Regions from separate parts of the Homo sapiens genome. Here region 1 is linked to region 2. The links are chromatin loops, found by intact Hi-C in ENCODE. Cell type or tissue: OCI-LY7. All regions are shown on one strand. Links, peaks and the distances in the headings refer to the core of each region. The heading gives the core; the rest is flanking DNA. Region 1 overlaps AFTPH (aftiphilin). Region 2 overlaps LGALSL (galectin like).

What was found. A loop is a pair of places that touch in the nucleus more often than their neighbours do. Peaks named below come from ENCODE experiments on the same cell type or tissue, not always from the same donor. Only the 100,000 strongest peaks of a DNase experiment are listed, where the experiment ranks them.
Region 1: it touches region 2 in a loop (3-fold over the local background); 3 of 110 quality-filtered maps call a loop at or near these places.

The regions. Positions count from the first base shown.
Region 1 is chr2:64,560,824-64,563,748 of GRCh38, forward strand. All of the region lies in intron 2 of AFTPH (aftiphilin), which reads left to right. LOC105374773 (a long non-coding RNA gene) reads right to left here. Exons shown (of 7, transcript XR_007086343.1): 5 at 1-1,420. Among named protein-coding and RNA genes, the nearest start is that of MIR4434, 37 kb to the left of the region's middle. In OCI-LY7, for the core only: CTCF peaks have their summits at 1,497 and 1,696; a DNase peak (open chromatin) is centred at 1,488; H3K4me3 peaks cover 380 bases; H3K27ac peaks cover 1,121 bases.
Region 2 is chr2:64,456,208-64,459,132 of GRCh38, forward strand. LGALSL (galectin like) reads left to right here. Exons shown (of 5, transcript NM_014181.3): 4 at 81-258; 5 at 2,078-2,925. The coding sequence ends at 2,221. Among named protein-coding and RNA genes, the nearest start is that of LGALSL-DT, 2.8 kb to the left of the region's middle. In OCI-LY7, for the core only: CTCF peaks have their summits at 1,490 and 1,689; a DNase peak (open chromatin) is centred at 1,544.

The sequences.
Region 1 (2,925 bases), core at 216-2,715, 100 kb after region 2:
GATCGTACCACTGCACTCCATCCTGAGTGACAGAGCGAAACTCCATCTTGGGGGAGGAAAAAAAAGAAAGTAATAGGGAGGCAAATCAGAATTTGTGTGGGAGTACCCCCTAGTTCTGGCTCTTGTTAGTATACTCAACCTGTCAGGCTATTCTGAGAGCGAAAGCTCCTGCTTTGGGCTAGTTTCCATTCAGAATGGTTTTTGATAGGTATGAACTAGTCTAAGCACAAGTATACTTCTGTGTAAGTAGCATAGCTCCTCTACTTGGCTTCATAGCATTGGACATTAATAGAGAAAATGAAAAAGGAGGGTATGGTACCTGCCTTGAATAGCATTTGATTTTTAATCCTACATTTATCAGAGCCCCAGTTTTTAAAATGTTTAATAGCCAGATGTGCTGTTTGCCAGGCTTAGAAGTTGGTACTTCTGTGAATGAAAAGGTGTGACTGAGTCACATAAACTGGTATTCAGCTAGCCAGTCATCAGTTTATTCCATATTCAAGGGAAAACCAAGGACTGTTTTTCCTCTTTATACTTTGAAGATGATGGCATTTAAAATTCAAGTAATTGGGGCTGGGTGTGGTGGCCCACATGTGAAATCCTAGTGCTTTGGGAGGCCAAGGCAGGAGGATTGCTTGAAAGGAGGAGTTCAAGACCAGCCTTGGCAACATAGTGAGACGCCATCTCTACAAAAAATAAAAAATAAAAATTAGCCAGGCCTGGTGGTGTTCACCTGTGGTCCTAGCTACCCAGGAGGTTGTGACAGGATCACTCGAGCCCAGAAGTTCAAGGCTGCAGTGAGCTGTGATGGCACCACTGCGCTGAAGCCTGAATGAGCGAGTGAGACCATCTCTTAAAAAGAAAAAAAAAATCAAGTAATTGCTGTAACTATTATTTTGATTTGACGTTTAGTATTGTAACATCAGCTAAATATTTAGTATGCTAAGTGTGCATTTATTTGTTACCTTCATATTCAGAATGCAGCACTGACTCTTTAGTAAGAATTAACAACTAACTTTGTTGAAAACAATGAATTGTAGTGTTAGATGAAATCATTTGCTTTAAGCATAGTTATCACCGCACCATTTAACAGGTAAATCCCTTATCTAATTATGGCTAGAAATGTTTGAAAGACCACAAAATGTGGGGAAAAACATGATTTAGTGAAAAGAATGTAGGCTTTGGAGTCAGACTTTGGATCAAATATCTGCTGTGTACTATACCACCAGTAAGGCTATGGTACTTACCTGAATCTTCCTGAACTATAGTTTCTTCATCTGTAATATGAAGACAGTAATACTTCTGGAGTTTCTTTTAGAAGATTCATGGAGTAATACATGTAGAGCGTCAAGCATAATATGGTATATGGGAGACAAGATTTGGCTATTTTATGTCTTGTAATTATTTAAATATGCCCAACCTGTGTATAAAAATGATTTAGATGGCTTACAGTAAGATATACTTTTATAAGTAGAACAATTATGCCCCCTGCAGTCCTAAATGAAGGCGAAGTGCTTTTTTTTTTTTTTTTAATCTGGTGCACATTAATACCAACTATGTGCAGGAACCCAGGTACTGGAAATTCAAGAAAAAGACATAGTCCCTGCCCTCAAAGCTCTTGCAATTTTTAGAAATTGAACTTAGAACTGCTTTGATGACAACATAATATAGTGGTTAAGAGCACCTACACTGAAACTATACTTCCTGGGTAGGAACTCAGCCTCTCCACTTAATATTCATGTGACCACAGGGAAGTTAACCTCTTTCTGCTCTGCTTTTCTCATCCAGGAAATGGAGATGATATTATTACCTCCCTCATATGGTTCTTTTGAAACTTAAATGAGCTAAACTTTGTAAAGCATTTAGAATAATGTCTGCCACATGGTGGGCACTATGTGAGCATTAAATGAAAATTATGTTACATGATAGCAAGCTTTTGCAGCTTCTGAGTAGGTTTCAGAGTACATCTTTTGATCTTTTGCTGAATTTAGGCTCCCACTTTCCTGAACTGGGTTAAAATGATATTGTTTGCTTTACTTATACTGCCTTACGTGCCTAAGGAAACTAGAGCTCAGCCAGTGTCACTTCACCAATTCTAAATAATAAAGTATCTATTTTTTGGAATTTTACATCTAATTCAAGTCCACACGTACTGTAATATGTTAGTAAATGTCACTGTTTGATGCAACCTTTTTCTGCATTAATCTGCTACAGGGAGTTTGAAGATTTGTGTTGTGCCCCCACCTAATCAAAACCAGTAGATTTCCCATTATGGCTGCATATACTCTGTATTGAAATAGGAGTTCACATAAGCAGAGTAATATAAGCAAAGTTCCTTTGTACTCATAAGAAGAAATCCAAGTTTAATATTTTACTTTAACTAGAGTTTTGATGTGATACTGAATTTTACTACTGATTTATTTGCATATGTTAAACTATCCTTGGCTGATGTTGAGAGGATGATTGTATTGTAAAACAGATGAAAATAATATATGTACCCCCAAAAAATTTTTGAAAAACAAATTTGAAACCTTTGCCACTCTCACAGTTTTGATACACCTTTTATCCCAAGTGCTCAAATTTTATGTTCAAAATAGCAATGATTTCTTTAAAAAATTAGTGTCTGATCACAATCTGTTTGGGAAAATCTATTTCCTGAAAAAAACCTGTCTGGTCATAAGAGAAACTGTTCTTGTGGTAGGTTATTTTAACTTCTCTTCTTCTGAGTATTACATTAGTTATATTCTTGTAACTGTTCTACTTACCAAGTTATTTGGACTATGTTACATCACATTTTTGAATGTTTAACTTTATTGTGCTTCTTGGAAAGCAAAGTACTCTTTTTGAGATGGAGTCTTGCACCTCTGCCTCCCAGGTTCAAGTGATTCTCTTTGCCTGGGCCTCCCCAAGTAGCTGGGATTACAG
Region 2 (2,925 bases), core at 133-2,632:
AAGAAGAAATATAAGCACTTGGGTCATTTTGAAATGTTTTTATATCCAACCCTTAATCAGTGGGATGATTTTCTTTTCAGCTTTGCAATCAGCTTGACCTGTGGGGACTCAGAAGACCCTCCTGCCGATGTGGCAATCGAACTCAAAGCTGTGTTCACAGATCGGCAGCTACTCAGAAATTCTTGTATATCTGGGGAGAGGGGTGAAGAACAGTCAGCAATCCCTTACTTTCCATTCATTCCAGACCAGCCATTCAGGGTGAGTACCTCGAGTGCCTCGGCTCCAGCCACTGGCAGGCTGATAATGTTCGACTTACCTAGTGTGTGCCAAGAACACTTGAAGCAGCCAGAATTTCTGCATGTCCAGGAAATTTGTCACCCAATGGTGAAAAAAAAAGATCAAAAGAGCTCTGTTTGCTGATATAAATTAACACTTGCCATAGTATCTTCTTAGTTCTATTCAGGTCATACATTTAAATAGACCCATATTTACATGTCCAAATTGTTAAGAATAAGTAACTTTTCTATGTAGTACCCAACATATAGTAGATACCTACCCCCAAATATCTGATTGATTAATCAATACTAAGTACCCACTTATTAAATATTAATATTAATAAGGTTGAGAGCTAATAAGTAGCTCTTTTATTTGTATGACATTTTAAAGAATATGATGATGATCATTTCATTTTCTCTTGTTCCCTTTGCTAATGAGGCCATGTTCGTGTCCTTGTTTCCCCCTCTGGATTAATTAGCCTCAGTCTATTTCATGGTTACAGGCTGTGTGGCTGACAAATTCCTTCCCTTGGGGCTGGATGAATAAAGATTTGCTCCCCACTATCTTCTGGGCAGGAAGCACAATCCAAACTTTTCATCCAATCAAGCAGCATTAGCAGCCCCTTCCTCTATGAAAGGCAATGCCAAATAAGAGATGCAGGTAGTGGCACAGTGGCTTGTGCCTATAATCCCACCACTTTGGGAGGCTGAGGCAAGAGGATTGCTTGAGCAAAGGAGTTCAAGACCAGCCTAGGAAACACAGCAAAAACCCTGCCTTTAAAAAAAAAAAAATTAGCCTGCCATGGTGTCACACACCTGTAGTCCTAGCTACTTGGGAGGCTGAGACGGGAGGATTGCTTGAGCCCAGGAATTCAAGGCTGCAGTGAGCTATGTGTGCATCACTGCACTCCAGCCTGGGTGACAGAGCAAGGCTCTGTCAAAAAAAAAAAAAATAAAGGGAAATGCAAGTAGTAATGGTGTTAAAAAGGGGTCAGACCTAGTGATGAATTGTCATTACACCTTAACATTACATCACAATAATGACAACTCAGTTAAAAGCTCCATGTTACATGTGAGCCCAATAAAACACAACTACACTTAACTGGTTACCCTTCATCTAGAAATTTTCAAGTGCCTCATGAAGAAGTAATTCTTTCACTTCTCTTCTTACATTCTGGGGAAAATAAGAATCCATGATTTTTGCATTGGTGGTAGAATTGAGATAGTTGCACTTCTAGTTATAGTCTCTGGAAGGCACCCTTGACCCATTATCTCTCCTCATCCCCTTCTCTAGAATGGTGATGTCCCCTTGGGCTCCTCTTGGCTAGGATAGTTTCTTAGTGATGAACCTTAATGCATAGCTCATGAATGTGAGTAACCACAGCTTCTGACTGCCAGGAGGAATATAATGCTCCCAACAGCAAAACTGAAGTGAAATAGGCCCTTCTTGGTGATAAAATTTAGTAATATAAAATAAATGTGACTAGTATCACATATGGAGCCTCCTTACATGGTGAATGCCAATGCTTTTAATAAACCCATCATAGCACACTACCAGTAATTGAACTTTATGGTAAATTACTTGAGGAAAAAGCTTTTACACTTACATTCTACACAGGAATCAGAAATTTTGGAGGTAGAGCCCAACAATCTGTGTTCTAACAAGCCCTCTGCAGGTCTCAATGCATTCTGATGTTTGTGAACCACTGAAGATACTGCCTTTCTTTCTCTAAAATGAAGTATTGTTTGTTTTCCCCAGTAGCGTTCATTGAAATTGTGGATTATTATTTTGTTTCTTCCAGGTGGAAATTCTTTGTGAGCACCCACGTTTCCGAGTGTTTGTGGATGGACACCAACTTTTTGATTTTTACCATCGCATTCAAACGTTATCTGCAATTGACACCATAAAGATAAATGGAGACCTCCAGATCACCAAGCTTGGCTGATTTAAACCACCTCTATTTCAAATAGGATCACGTGCCACAACTATCTGACTGTTGGTCTGGAAGAAGTGTCCTAGCAAGATCTGGAGACTTAAAAAGAAAACAAAAACAAATGGCAAGTTTCACTTAAGGGTGGTTTGCCCTTAAGAAGAAAGCTGTTGGGACAAAGACACCGAGCCATTATACCCAGAATAAAATAATACATTTATGCTGGATTTTATTCAGACCAAACTAAAATGGATTTGTGATGATTTGTGATTTGGTAGCAAATTATTCATCTTTTCAAAGCAAGGCAATGCTTAGAAACAGAAGTGCTAAAGACACTTAAAAAGCCAACAACAACGGTACAGTGAAATCAATGCATTTCTGCACTAAAGTGGAATTGTGTAGCACAACCAATATTTTAGTCAGGGTATTTACATAGAATGTAGGTTGTTCAAGGTTTGACTTTTTTTTTGTTTTTTGTTTTTGTTTTTGTTTTTGTTTTGCACAGCATAATGTTAATTCAGATTGTTGAAGCTTTCTTGTAGTTATTTATTTATACTCAATGTATGTATTAAAGAATGAACAATGTCTCAAGAACAGCAAGTTGTAAACTTTTGAATGTATAAATATCTTAGGTCCAAGGGGAGAAAATTACATATTACAATTATGAAACAGGTGAATTTCTGCTTTAAAGAATTGAGATTCTCCATACCCCTAAACTT